Linked DNA regions of Homo sapiens: all the other regions are linked to region 3. The links are chromatin contacts, found by Hi-C or POLR2A ChIA-PET in ENCODE. All regions are on one chromosome and are shown on one strand. The core of a region is the stretch at or near the end of the contact, and the rest is flanking DNA. Distances in the headings are between cores, read along the strand shown.

The links. A loop is a pair of places that touch in the nucleus more often than their neighbours do. ChIA-PET counts read pairs that join two places held with the same protein, here RNA polymerase II (POLR2A). Pooled maps may share reads with other maps.
Region 1: a pooled map shows a loop between it and region 3 (3-fold over the local background). The contact joins the enhancer-like site here to the promoter of CD53 in region 3. A Hi-C loop is called at or near these places in 2 of 37 single-sample maps with no recorded cell type and 3 of 50 pooled maps. POLR2A ChIA-PET finds 5 or more read pairs at or near these places in 1 of 52 experiments (OCI-LY7).
Region 2: a pooled map shows a loop between it and region 3 (3-fold over the local background). The contact joins the promoter of CTTNBP2NL here to the promoter of CD53 in region 3. A Hi-C loop is called at or near these places in 2 of 37 single-sample maps with no recorded cell type and 4 of 50 pooled maps.

What each region holds. Positions count from the first base shown.
Region 1 is chr1:112,632,864-112,637,245 of GRCh38, reverse strand. All of the region lies in intron 1 of CAPZA1 (capping actin protein of muscle Z-line subunit alpha 1), which reads right to left. It also overlaps the pseudogene RNU7-70P. Among named protein-coding and RNA genes, the nearest start is that of CAPZA1, 15 kb to the right of the region's middle. RefSeq lists a silencer at 1,343-1,442. Within about 2 kb of position 1,650, at least 4 of the 41 ENCODE cell types and tissues checked have a DNase peak (open chromatin) inside an H3K27ac peak, as active enhancers do.
Region 2 is chr1:112,393,785-112,398,511 of GRCh38, reverse strand. CTTNBP2NL (CTTNBP2 N-terminal like) reads right to left here and starts at 2,298. Exons shown (of 6, transcript NM_018704.3): 1 at 2,240-2,298. RefSeq lists a silencer at 2,051-2,100.
Region 3 is chr1:110,871,215-110,875,914 of GRCh38, reverse strand. CD53 (CD53 molecule) reads right to left here and starts at 2,767. Exons shown (of 8, transcript NM_000560.4): 1 at 2,667-2,767. It also overlaps a transcript of LRIF1 not described here. RefSeq lists enhancers at 1,245-1,294, 2,807-2,916, 3,517-3,566.

The DNA of each region.
Region 1 (4,382 bases), core at 401-2,900, 1.8 Mb before region 3:
TTAAAACAGCTTGTTAAAGAAGGCAGGGGAGAGACTATTATCCCCATTTATAAATCAAGAAATAGGTTCAGGGAGTGTAAGTGCCTTGTCTAAGATTGCATGCTTATAATAAATGGGTGGAGCTGGAATTGTAACTTAGACATTCAACTATATCATGCAGTATTAAAAGGAAGTATAAGTCTGGAGGATTACCTTTAGTGTGTCACATGAATTTGACTGTCCTTTTAGACTGTTTTAACCAAGAATTGAGTCAAAGCTATGCTTGTGAAAGATGCAGTTGTTACAAAGTTGAGAAGAATAGATAAAATGATAAATAAGTTTAAAAGTTAACATTTTATCCAACTTCAAAACTGGGTCAAAGCTAAGATGAAATTAATAGAGCAAAAGGGGAGAGGGAAATGACTAAGCAGTTAGTGACTGAAAAAATATCTTTGCTACAATACAGATGAGGGATGACATTTTCATTAACAGTGATTTAGTCAATCATTCTCAAGGGTGGGAGAGTGAAAGAAAGAAGGCAGTTATCTCCCATAAAGGGGAGGTATGTCAGCTCCTCTAACTTGAGAATCACTAATATGAAGGTTTTAGTTGAACAAAAACTGAACTGCTGCTTAAAAAAAAAAGCCTTTAAAAAACTGTCCCTATTTCATAAAGTAACAGTTTCACTACACACTGTATTCATCAGATAGTATCTACACTAAACGGTGTAACTCCTTGAATATTTTAAAGGGAGACTATCCGAGGCTTTTACATAATTTCCTCTTTCATATATTTAAATATTACAATAAAATTACTAGCATAAAATTAATTATATTTTGTTCCTAACCTAAAAAGGGGGGATTTAAAATATATAACCAACAAAAGATAAGATTTCCTAAATTTCAATTTCTTCCCATTCGTCTTATTCTCTTACCTCTAAAAGGGGGAAATAATAATAAACCAATCCTTGCAAGATTCAAAATTTCATTTTCACATTACTAGTATCTGTACTGAAAGTTTAAAAATCAGTCGCACTGAAAAGTCCTAAGTTTCATTTTCCCTAGAAGTGGCTTAATTTTCTTAGATTTTCATATACCATATTTTAGCAAGAATCTTAAGAAAATGTCCTAAGGAATTTATAAAACTGTAGCTTATTAGATAATCTTTTAATAACAGACCCCACACATTTCATCAACATTGCACCTATTCATAACTAGCTTTTATTTTTTATTTTTTTCTAGAAAGAGTCTCGCTCTGTCACCGAGGCTGGAGTGCAGTGGCGCGATCTCAGCTCACTGCAACCTCCGCCTCCCGGGTTCAAGCAATTCTCCTGCCCCAGCCTCCTGAGTAGCTGGGACTACAGGCGCCTGCCACCACGCCTGGCTAATTTTTGCATTTTTAGTAGAGGTGGGGTTTCACCGTGTGACCAGGCTGGTCTCGAACTCCTGACCTCATGATCTGCCTGCCTCAGCCTCCTAAAGTGCTGGGATTACAGGCGTGAGCCACTAAGCCCAGCCATCACTAGCTTTTAAAATTATTTCCTTGGGCCGGGCACGGTGGCTCACACCTATAATCCCAGCACTTTCAGATGCCGAGGCAGGTCAGGAGTTCAAGACCAGCTGGCTAACAGGGGGAAACCCTGTCTCTGCTAAAAATGCAAAAATTAGCTGGGTGTTGTAATCCCAGCTACTCGTCTCAAAAAAAAAAAAAAAAGTCCTTGACAAACACATACAAACGAACTTTAAGTTAAATATTTAACAACTGCAACTCTTTGTGGGCACTGGTGGATAATTCTAGACAGAAAAGGGAGAATTCTTTCGCTAGATAATATCCACATTCCACTTATCAGCAAAGGCCTGGTCAGTTTATACCACCCCAGTTTTGTATACTTTAGGAGCCAAATCTCTGCCAGCATGTCTCCCTGGTCAATAAAAATCTTTACCTCCTTCATTAGTCTACTGAATGTATTAAAGATTTCACCTCTTGGCCTTGACTCATACTCTCCTTGAAAGTTGTGCCTTTCTCCCTATCTTGGTCTGTCTAAATCCTTCCCATTTTTTAAGGTTGGGTTCTTCCAACCCAACCGTAAAAAGTGTTCAAAGTGTATTTGAATGCTTATCATAGCACCTAAAATATAACTGCTACTGATAATTAGTTCTATAGATACTAGTCTGCCTCCAAAGACTCAAGTTTTTTTGGGAGGGAAACTGCCTTGCTTTCCTCTTCTATATATTACAGGGTCTAGCAAATTAAATTACACATGGCAGGCAATGAGTAAATATTTACAAAATCCTTTTTGAATAAGAAGATGTAAAGGAAATGTTCTCAGTTTTAAAGATTATTATGAGGTACTATGGCAAAATGGAAAAATATAGGCTCTGGATTGGACAGACCCAGTTTTGAATTTCAGTCACTTAAAAATCTCTTTGAACCACATCCTCTCCCTAAAGTGGGATAGTATGTACTCCTTAAAAATTGTTGGGAGTTGTTACAGCTCTTTTAGAATTTGTGTAGCAGGTTTTCTGGTTTTCACCAGAAACCAACCTACCCAATATTAAATTTAAAAAAATTGTTGTAAAGATTAAATGAGACAATATATGGTCAAATCTTTAGCAGAATACTTAAAATATAACAGGAGAGGCTCAATAAATGTCAGCTACTGTTATCTTAACTGGTCACAGCAGGATAACTCTTACTTTAAATTATAAACTGAGCAAACCCTTCAAATTACTATCAAATTACTACTTCAAAGAAAATAATCCTCTTGTTCTAGAAATCCTTTGGGTCCTAGCCACTTTATATTCTCTATCATTGCCATCATAATAATCCCCACCAATAACTACACAACTTTTTACTGACCAAAAAAGCTTTATGAAAATGTCTGTTCCAATTTCCCTTTGAAGTAATAACACATATTTCAAAGTTTTTAAAGTTTTCCAAATAGGGTATACTTAAAGAAAGTATAATAGTAGTAAACTATGCCTCCGTAAATATTTATTTTACTTATTTTCACTCTAACCCATTCCAAAAGTATTCAAGAATAAATAGTTGCATTTATTTTTCCTGAAAGAGATATGTACAGGATGTTATTCTTATCCTGGTAAGTTCTGCTTGCACAGAATTCAATGCTATTTCCTAAGGGAGTTTTTCCCATTTGAAGATATTTCGGATGTTGCATCAAACTAAAAAGCTTCTGTATGGCAAAGGAGAAAATTAACAGTAAGAGGAGACAACTAAGTGACTGGGAGGAAATATTTGCAAACTATACATCTGATAAAGGGCTAATACCAAAAATATATAAGGAACTCAAAACAACTCAATAGCAAGAAAACAAATAACCCAATTTTAAAATGGGCAAACGGTCTGAACAGACATTTCTCAAAGATATACAAATGGGCAAGAGATATATGAAAAAATGCTCAACATCTCTAATCAGGGAAATGCAAATTAAAACCACAATGAGATATCACCTCATGCCTGTCAGAATGGCTATTATCAAAAAGACAAATGATAACAAGTCTTGGGCCAGGATAAGGAGAAAAAGGAACCCTTCTGTTGGTGGGAATGTAAATTAGTACAGCCATTTTGGAAAATACTAACAGCATGGAAATTCCGCAATATACTAAAATTACCATATGATTCGGAAATTCACTTCTGGATAGATAGCCAAAGGAACTGAAATTGGTATGTCAGAGAGATATCTGCACCCCCATGTTCATTTCAGCAGTGTTCACAATAATCAAGATACAAAAGTAACCTAAGTATCAATCAACTCAACAGATGAATGGATAAAGAAAATGTGTTATATACACACAATGGAATACTATACAGCTTTTAAAAAGAAGGAAATTCTGTCTTTTGCAACAACAAGGATGGACCTGAAAGATATATGCTAAGTGAAATAAGCCAGACACAGAAAGATGAATACTGTATGATCTCACTATAAGATATGCAGAATCTAAAAAAGCCTATGTCAGAGAAACAGAGAATAGAATGGTGGTTACCAGAGGCTGAGGGGTCAGGGAAGGGATGGGGAAAGGAAAGATATCAAAGATAGAAATTAGAGGGTATACAGTTACAGTGAGACTGGAAAAATAAGTTCTAGTGCTCTACTGCACTGCATGGTGACCACAGTTAGTAATAATGTATACAGTACTGGTTTCACTAAATAAAAGTTACTGTTATCTGTGTTTCTTAAAATTCTAAATAAACTAAATATTATTTTCCCAGCTGAGACCTGGAGATACACAGAATGTACTTAGAAATAAAATTGTAGATGTATATAGTTTATCATTATCAGCAAGAGATAAGACTTGAAAGCATAAAGATATATCTTAAATCAGAATCAACATTATAAAAAATAGATGCTGGCATTTCCAAATAATTTGCTTCACATTCACTCT
Region 2 (4,727 bases), core at 1,049-3,548, 1.5 Mb before region 3:
CTTTCAGTCTACCCTAAGGTGACAGCCTCAAACTAAGTTAAACAAACACTCATGAAGTCATACTATATACTAGGAACTGTGAAAGATATAAAGATGAAAAACAAAAAATACTACTATCTGCCCTCAAAGAATTTATAATTCAAGGAGAGAGATCAGACATCTATCCTCTGCATACTATGCTTTTCTTCACCTAGCATGACCAAACAGGTGTTGAAAAGGTTAAAGGAAAGATTTTCAAGACCCAAAAGTGTAACAAACAGATCTTGCTTACTGTGCTAAATAATAAAAGAATATTATTTGCTTTTTCCTATTAAACCTCGGCAATCACAACTTTGGTTTGCTTAGTCTCTTACCTTAGTTTATTTTCTGTTCTCTGTTGATATAATACAACTTATCTTTTTGGGATTTTCTGTTCTGCTTTTAGTTTTTTCTGCTGTTATTGCTGGGAGCTCACGTCTTACCCTTCTATTGCAGCACACATTGCGTTTGCTAGAGACACCCTCCAGTTTCTTCTTTGTACTTTCTTACTGGAGATTTGGAAACAATCACTGAGAAGACCTGTGAGCACCGAGTGGCTCTGAAAACTTCAAACCTAACTATTCAAAAGTAATTATCTTTAGGAAGTCTACCTTCAGAAAGTCTAATCAAGAAGGTAAAAGACAACAGTCATTACAATCACCCTCCGTGATTCCAACTCCTTGCATTTTATTGCCATCAGCTTTGGCTATAGCTGACAGAGGGGAGGTAGACTTGAGATTGGAAGCAAAAGAAACTATGCTAAAAACATGGTAAATTTTAATATATAAAAGCGCTAGCAATAGATGATTACTGGGGATTCAACGACATTAACATGAGGTCAAAATCAACACTTTGCACCTGCTGAAATGAAGACCACTTGACAAAACCTTTAGGAGCACACTAGAAGAGGCACTTTTTGGTAAACATGAATAGCTAGAATACCTTGCCTTTATTTACTCTTATCTCTGAGATTTAAAAATTGTTCTTACTTTTCATCCTCTAAATTTTGATAGATGATCGTAAAACCAATCAAAATATACATGAATGTTTCCTGGGGGCGGGGAGGACACTATAAAAAAGGGGTTAGAGAGTTACCAAAGGACATAGGACTAGATTAATCATAAACCTAGATGACTGACCCTGAATTTTCTTCAAACACTTCCTGTCTTTTGTTTCAACCTGCAGTATACCTTCAAGGTTAACTGCAGTCTCCCTGAGCAATGGACCAGCCCACCCTAGACTGGGATATACTCATTCCTAATCCACTGCTACTTATTTACTTATGTATACTGTTTCATTTGAAAACATGGTGTTATTCATTGACTGTCAAGCAACATATACTGCATTCCTGCCCACACAAAGCCAGCTCTGCAGATATCCAACACACCCACCTCACTGTGAAATATAAGATGGCTTTTCATCAAGTTCTCAGGGAGGAAATAGGGTGGAAAAGGAAAAATGAAACGCAATTCAAACCTAAGAAACCCTTAGAGGCTGGGTGCTCCCAGAAGGAACAGAAAGTAGAAGGAAGGTACAAAGGGTGAAGGAGAGGAGGTCCTAGTTCTCCCTCTTTCACAGTCCAAAACAGTCCCAAAACAGGAGAGCTCTCGACTCCTCACAAGAGGCCAGAGGATGCGAGGGGCTGCGGGAGGAAGACTGAGCATCAGAGAATGGGGGATGGGAAGAACTTAAGTGGGAGAAGCCGCTTCCTCCGTAAAGCTGGCTGTCTAGGTCGGTCTTTGATTTTTGCTTCGCCCCATCCCTCCTTTTTGGGAAACACCAATTTTATCTTACGGAGGAAAGCAGCTCCAGTCCCACCCTGGCGAGCAGGGACAGGTGTAGGGAGGGATGTTTGGCCTTCCGGGGGTACGAAATGGGGTTGGGGGCGGCAGCCTAGAGAATCGGTACCTGTGAGTCCTCTCCGCCAAGGCTGAGGTGCGGGGTGGGAGGTGCCTTTGAATGAGGGGTGTCAGAGGGAAGCCCCTTCTGAGGAGCTGGGAATCGACGAGGGACAAAAAGTAGCTGTGAGGACCCTCGGAGGATGAGGAGCCGCCTCCTCGGGGAATACCGGGAGGTGGAGGAGACGGCCCCGCCCCCTCAGGGGATGGGCCCAGAGGCCGTTGAGACGGCGGCGGGAGGCTACCGGTGCCCCTATCCTTGCTTTGCTCTTGAGAACCCGGCCTCCCAGCCATCACCAAGCCCCAGGGATAGTTGCTCCTACCTTTCCACGACGCTCCGGGCTCCGCTCCCCTCCGCCTCCACTCCCCATCCACAGCGGCTGAGGCTCCGCCCCCTCAGCCGCCCGGCGGGGGCATTGGCATTCACCAGCGCCAATCGCCTCCTTGCTTCTCCAGCCTCGGCCCCAATCCGCGCCGGCTGGAGGCGGGGCTTCTCCAAAGTCATTCAGGCTCCTCCCGGGGCCCCAAGATCCCTTTTGTTTGGGAAGAGCAAGGCCGGGATTGAGCTCGCGTCACTTCCGGGAGGAAGCGCCCTCCTGGGTCCTGGGCTTCAGGGTGGGCTCGCGCCCCTCCCGGCTCGGGGTCTGCAACTTTCCACCTCTGCGTGAAAAGTCTGGGCAGGACCGTGACTAGTGCTTCGTGCTTTTACCTGACTGTACGCGGAGTTTAGGAATGGAGGGCTCTGGTGGCCTAATCGATTGGGATTTTATCCAGAATGTTAATAAATGAAGTGGGCTTTGGTGTCTGCATTAGAATGAATTCGTTGTTGAAAAACCTGGCTTCCTTGCTCCCTTTTTTTTTTTCTTTTTTCTGGAAGCGCCTGTGGGCGTGGTGCTGGAAGCAAGGGTGCAAAGATGAAACACCTGGAGATCACCCTTCTCTCAACCACATTTTGTACAGAAGAGGATACTAACTTTGGGGGACATAAACCCAGCCGACCTGCCTTCCAGGCGGAAGTCAAATAATTGCAAATTTGTGTGGCAGGTTTTTCCACCCTATGCTTGCCAGCTGAGGCGACTTTTTTCTTTCCTTGGCCTCATTATATTGTGGGGAATGGTGTTTGCAGTGAAGTTGAAACAATGGAGAGTACAGAGGATGCAAGGAATGTCTGCCTTGTGAACACAGGAATGCAGATCTTGGTGGCAGCAAGTCTTAGGCAGGACCAAATAACTCAGAGAGGGGAGTGGATGTATAACTAGTTGTATCCCTACCTAAGGTCAAAGTTTCTGAATTCCTTTTCCACAGAATGGCTGTCAGCTCACAGATTGATGCAGCTGGTTACATTTACAATAACCACATTATTTAAAATACAATATAATAAATATTTGAGACGAATATTCATAATGCATAAATAATGTAGTACACTTAATACATTATCCCTAAACTTAGCAATTATAATTCGCAAGACAGCATTAGGGACCTAGTGCTTGCCTAGGCAGACAGTCCCCAAGGCAGATGCAGCCTGCCTCATGCAGTTTACAGTCTGACTGAGGGATGTGATCAGTTTGTGCGATTATAGTCTGAAAGAAGTAAACAAGTATTTATCATGTTATCACTGTGCCATGTACTTTCATTTAATGGTATTTGATGTCATTTTCAGTGCTGTATGAGAAATCTATCCTACAGTGTAGGATAGACATCATTGTGTCCAATTTACAGATGAGAAGATAGAGATTCAGAGAAGTCAAATAAAGTCATAGAGCTAGTAAATGGTAAAGAATTTCCAGTAAGGATGTATGACTCCATACTTATGCCATATTCTGCTCACTTCACACTGGCTCTCACATGCTGGACTAAGAATGGGCGTGGATGATGGTAAAGCAAACATTAGAGCCAGAAGGACAGCTCTATGCCTCCCCCTGTTGATTTTAGGCTTGGGAGGGTCATCTCTGTATATGAAGGATAGCAAGACTATGAGTGAAGGTGCTCGATAGCAGTGTAAGTGAATCTGGAGTAATGATGCAGGGTATACTGAACTTCAGAAAGGCATTATGCCTTGTGTTCTGAAAACTGACAATCTGAAAGCTAAAATGAGGGGCCAGGCACAGAGTAGGTACTCAATAAATATTGACTTGAAACAAAATGTCTGAAATGATTACAAATACAGAGTGTTAGGTGCTGGAGCAGGCAAAGGAACTTGAAAAATCCCATTTCCTCCTCCTCCCTTTCGCTCTGCCTATGTGTATGCAATGAGGAAGTGCCTCATCGCCTGACAATGAAGCAGATGTGGGAGAACAAGCTATTTTCTGCTGGCTTCTGAGTCACTCTAAGAGTTGTTCTAGTGAATCAGCTCCTCCCTTGTTTTTCTTTTCTTTTTTTTTTTTTTTTTTATCGAGATGGAGTCTCGCTCTGTCTCCCAGACTGGAGTGCAATGGCGCAATCTCTCACTACAACCTCCGCCTTCTGGGTTCAAGCGATTCTCCTGCCTCAGCTTTCCGAGTAGCTGGGATTATAGGCGCCTGTCACTGTGCCCAGCTAATTTTTATATTTTTAGTAGAGATGGGGTTTTGCCATGTTGGCCAGGCTGGTCTCAAACTCCTGACCTCAGGTGATCCACCTGCTGGCCTCCCAAAGTGGCTGGGATGACAGGCGTAAACCACCATGCCCGGCAGGTCCTCCTTTCTTTCCCTCATTCCCTTTGTAGCTGTTAACCCACCACCACCCATTCTTTTCCCTGGCTGACTGGGTGGGAGCAGTGCTCTGTGACCTACTTCCTTTAGAGCAATGGGCAACTCCCCTGATTTCCTGGCT
Region 3 (4,700 bases), core at 1,518-4,017:
CTCTAACTCTCAGTATAGAGATTCCTGGCCTTTACTCTGAGTGGTCATCCACTGGCTTTGCAAATGCATGTCTTTCTCTTTCCCAAAACCTACCTCCAGACAGCCTTCTCAAACTGACCACCCAACCTCCAGCTCAATCCTTCCCTCCTCTGCCCCAGCAGCCATGCTGGAGTCCTGCTCTGCATAGCTGTCTGTTTTCTCTGGGTTACTTTGCTTCAGTGCCCTGCACCTGCAGTGGCAGATGGGTCCTAGGAGCTTCCTGAGGACAGGTGCCCAGTCTCTAGGGCCCAGGGTGATCTACACACAGTGGATGCTTGCTTGGTACAAGAAGTGCCCTAGGCTGACTAATCTAGGGACGCAGAACAAACCACTATAACTGAATCAATGCAGTACTTCCTGGAACAGAAGCTAAGCTGAAAACAATGGCTGTAACCTCACAAGAAGCTCCACCCTTCCTTCTGCTCTAAGTGAAAATCTAGGTTGAGGAGGCAAAAACCTGCCTCTTCTCCCTCATTTCAAACCCACATCCCATCAATTCTGTCGTGTGAACATGGTGGGCATAGCCCCACCCAGAGCTGGACCTAGGACCTGCCTGGTGAGCGATCTTGCCCTCCACTTTCTGGTGCCAAGTAGGAGAAAGGGCTTTCCACTTCATGTGGCTCTGTAAACATGGTGTGTTACACTGCAGTCTCACTTGCTTTCTCTCATTTCTAACATGCCTGGAGGTACACACTTCTTTGAATTTGAATATACAGCACCCTTGGTCTAGAATGTCTCCATAGCAAACCCATACTTCTGTGAAAGTGAACCCACCAGTCACCTCTCTAGGCAGTTTTTGGCACACTCCTAACTCCTACAGTTTGTGCACGTTCTCCATCTATTATAGAAAAGAGCACATTGCACTGTATTTGTATATTGCTGTGACTGTCATCCATAATAAACTCTACAACTCCTTTCAGATGATAATCTTTTCTGTTATCCTGTATCTCCAGCACCAAGTGCCATATCTGGCCATGGGGTAGGAGTGGGAAAGGAGAACCAGAGTCCGAGGGCCTCTGTGCAGTCAGAGGTCAATCAGAGGGCACAAAAAACCAAGGACCAACAGACTTTGTCCTTTCCAGTTTGTGCCTCTTGTCAGTGAACAAAGGTGAGGTCACTTAGGTGGTGGTAACCATAGCTGTGAAGGCATGAACTTGGAATCATTCCTCATGAATATAAAGGTACCCAATCCTTTCATTTAAAAATTAAGTGTTCTTAACTGGCCCACACAGGAAACATCACAGGAAATAATGTTTCAGTTCAGTCTTTGCTCCCATTCAACCACAATTTCAAAATAGTACAGATTCTCCTCAAGATTGAGAAAGCAAAACCTCTTTGTTTGTCCAGCAGCTGGGAGTTTGCTTTTTCTCAGCTTTCTTCCAAAGCACACGCATAGTATGATATCTCTTATCTCCCATGGGAGTTCCTTAAGAGTAGGACTGTTTGCTAGACAAATATTCTCCTTCTACCTTTTCATCTCCCTCCCCCACAATTCCCAAAGCACAGTGCCTGGCCTCAGGAGGCACCTACCACTTGATTATTAAGTGAATTTATTTAAAAGACTGCTTTTTATTTTTTAATACAAGGCTCAATAAACTCTGAGGTGTTTTGGGAATCCAGAGCCCTCTCCCCGTCCCCACCCCTCTTGGAAATCTAGAGCCCTCTGCCCTGTTCCCAATCCTCATACTTAGATGGGTGGGTGTAATCAAAGAGAACTTTCTCCTTTCTGCTCCAGGGCATAATCAAGTGAAATTCTCACAGGTCTTGGAAGAAGAAAGCTCTTACATAGAGTTTCCGATGGTGGTCACAGAGAGTCAGGACCGAAGCTCTGCTAACACTTTGCTGAGTCCATGCAACCTCAGTCATTAGTTACAGCACATGATTGGAAATTACTGCAGTATCAAGTTTTGGGGATTGCATTTTATACGTGCATTTCATGTGACATTTATCAGTGGTCATGTTTTGTACACCAAGGATAATTTGGGGAAATGCTGAGGATCCCAATGTGCTTCCTGCTCCTTAAAAGCCAACAATCTATGCATCCTTTAGAGATGTCTAGCTTTCACCTTTTAAAATACAGTTACTGAGCACATCCTGGTGTTTTGATTTTTAGCCACCTTTCTATTTAGTGGCTTTGAAGAACCACAGTGGGAGTCACTAAATTTACTTTTGAAATTTTCTCAAATGAAAAAGAACTGTGTCTTCTAGCTGTCTTTCTAAAGACAGCTCTGGCTGTGGGTTCTTTCCTCACTTTAAAATCACAAGACCAATTTTCTGAAGACCAGAGCACATAGGAAATCTCCCCAATGTCATCTCGCATAGAAAGCTCCAGGCATCAGGAATTACTACACAGAGTAATTCAAGCTCTGAAGCAATTAAGGCATGTGAATGCCTCGACTCAGAGATTTAGATAATGGGAACCTGATTAAGTAAAAGTATTTCTGGCCTGATTGCCTTTGGGGATGTTACTAGGATCTTGCTAATCTGTTTTACTTTGTGCACTAAATATTTGTGAAAGAGAAGTTGCCGGAGATTTTATGGTTACTAGAGAGGTATATGGAGACCCCTAAGAATACGCCCTACCCCACATTAGACAGCAAGCCAAGTTAAAACGTCATCAACCTTACCTTTTCCAGGCACCGTTCCTCAGTCCTTTCGGCAGAATTTAGTGATTATCCTTGAGGTGGCCGAGACAAGGCTGGTAACACAGATATCCGGGGCTATTTGTGTAAAAGGAGAAGTGAAGGGTGAAAAAATATGATCATGCTGTGACGACAGGAAGCCCAGATGAGAAGAAGGAGGAAGTGAGGCTGAGTCCGCCCTCTTTAGTCTCAGAGATTTAGTACTTTCCCAGTGGCTTTTTAGAAGCTTCCTCTCACAGCCCACCCTAAACTAGTTTTGTGAAACAAAAGAAAACTTCAAAACCAAGTTGGTTCAGGCACAGATCTGTGAGCAGTGGTGGATTCTAGGGTAATTTGGCAATGATTTTTGCTTAGAAAAGGACAGTGCTTCTCAATCAAGGTGGCATCTCAGAATTAACTGTGTATTTGTTCAAAAAGAAGTATGCCTGGCCCCACCACCAGTTTCCCATTCAGGTAGACAGACTGGAGGGGAACACAGGAACCAATATTTCTAAACATTTTCTAGGCCCGAGACTTTGGAATGTCTTTCTGAAGATTCTCTGCCCCCTCCTCATACTCCCTCTGTCTGGCTTCAGCCAGTCTCTAGACTTGAATTGGACACCATTTGCAGACTTCTCTGTCTCGAGAGCAAGACTGTCTTAAGGTGAGTCCCCAAGGCATAATCCCAGGGGCACTGGTAGAAATGATTTGGTTAGTACAGGAAACACCACATTTGGAGCCAAAGATCTGAGTTTCAGTTCCAGCTTTATCTCTTTTAGCTGTGAGATCTTGAGCAAGTCTCAATCTGTCAGCCTCAGTTTATTAATGGTAACACCTAATAATAATCCTACTGGTTACTGTTACATCCTTATTTATATACAAGAAAACAGGCGCTCAAAGAGGTTAGAAAATTTGCCCAAGCTCATACAACTAAGACATGTCAGAGGTAGGATTAAAATTCAAGGTCACAGAGAAGGCCTTTTGAGAAACACTGTGATCAATATATTTTGAAAAATGTGTTTCTGGTTTCACTATGCTGCATCACTGGAATTTTCTTAGATTGGGTCAAAGGAGTATGTGACAACCCAAATGTATCACTAGCTAACTATGAAACTTGGAAGCAATCACTGGGCCCCAATGTTTTCATCTTATAAATGAACAGATAGATGCACTCTGCGGTGCTGACTTGCGGGCATGCCTCTGGGAAAGCTAGCTGTCTCCCGCTTCCTTCACCCTGAGACATTCAGATCCAGAGTAATCTCCAGCCAGGGCTGTCTTGTGGGGAAAACTGAATTAAATGAAGGTAAAAAGGTCTTTACTGCAGAACTTGTCAGTCCTTAATATTCTCTAAGCAGGGGAAATAATATATAGATTTCTCCAAACTTATCTGAGCATGGAACTGTGTGGTGTGTGTGTGTGTGTGTGTGTGTGTGTGTGTGTAGTTTCTCTTGGGGAACAATTTTTCAGTGTAACTACACTTTAGGGAATGCTATTAAAAAGTCTCTGCACCTCGGCTGGAATCACTGACCCTCACTCAGAGCTGCTGCCATGCTTACAGGTCCCTGAAGTGGTGGGGCTGAGGAGAGGCTTCTGGCTGAACTCATATTTTCCTAATTATCTCACCCATTCTGATGGCTCTAATTACTATCTGTCTGTTCCAAAGATTCACAAATCTATATAGATGCCATGATCTCTCCTTTGAGCTCCACTCTCTCCCAGGCACCTCAAATCCAATATCCAACTTCAGTTTGATTAACTTGGCATCCCCACACTCAAGCCTGCTCCTCCCACCATGTCCACCATCCAGGAAAGGCCTGACTGGCCTTTCAGCCACGTTCATGAGAAACCAGGTGTCCTCTTAAGCTACTCTCTCTCCCACACCACCACCTATTATCAGCCACCAAGTCCTGTCAGTTATGCTTTTGCCTAAATATTTCTCAAACCAGACCACCTCTCTCCAACCCCATAGAAATTACATTAGTCTTTATCTTTTACCTGTGTTACAGGATCCCAGTGTCCTTCAAGACCACCTTGGATGTT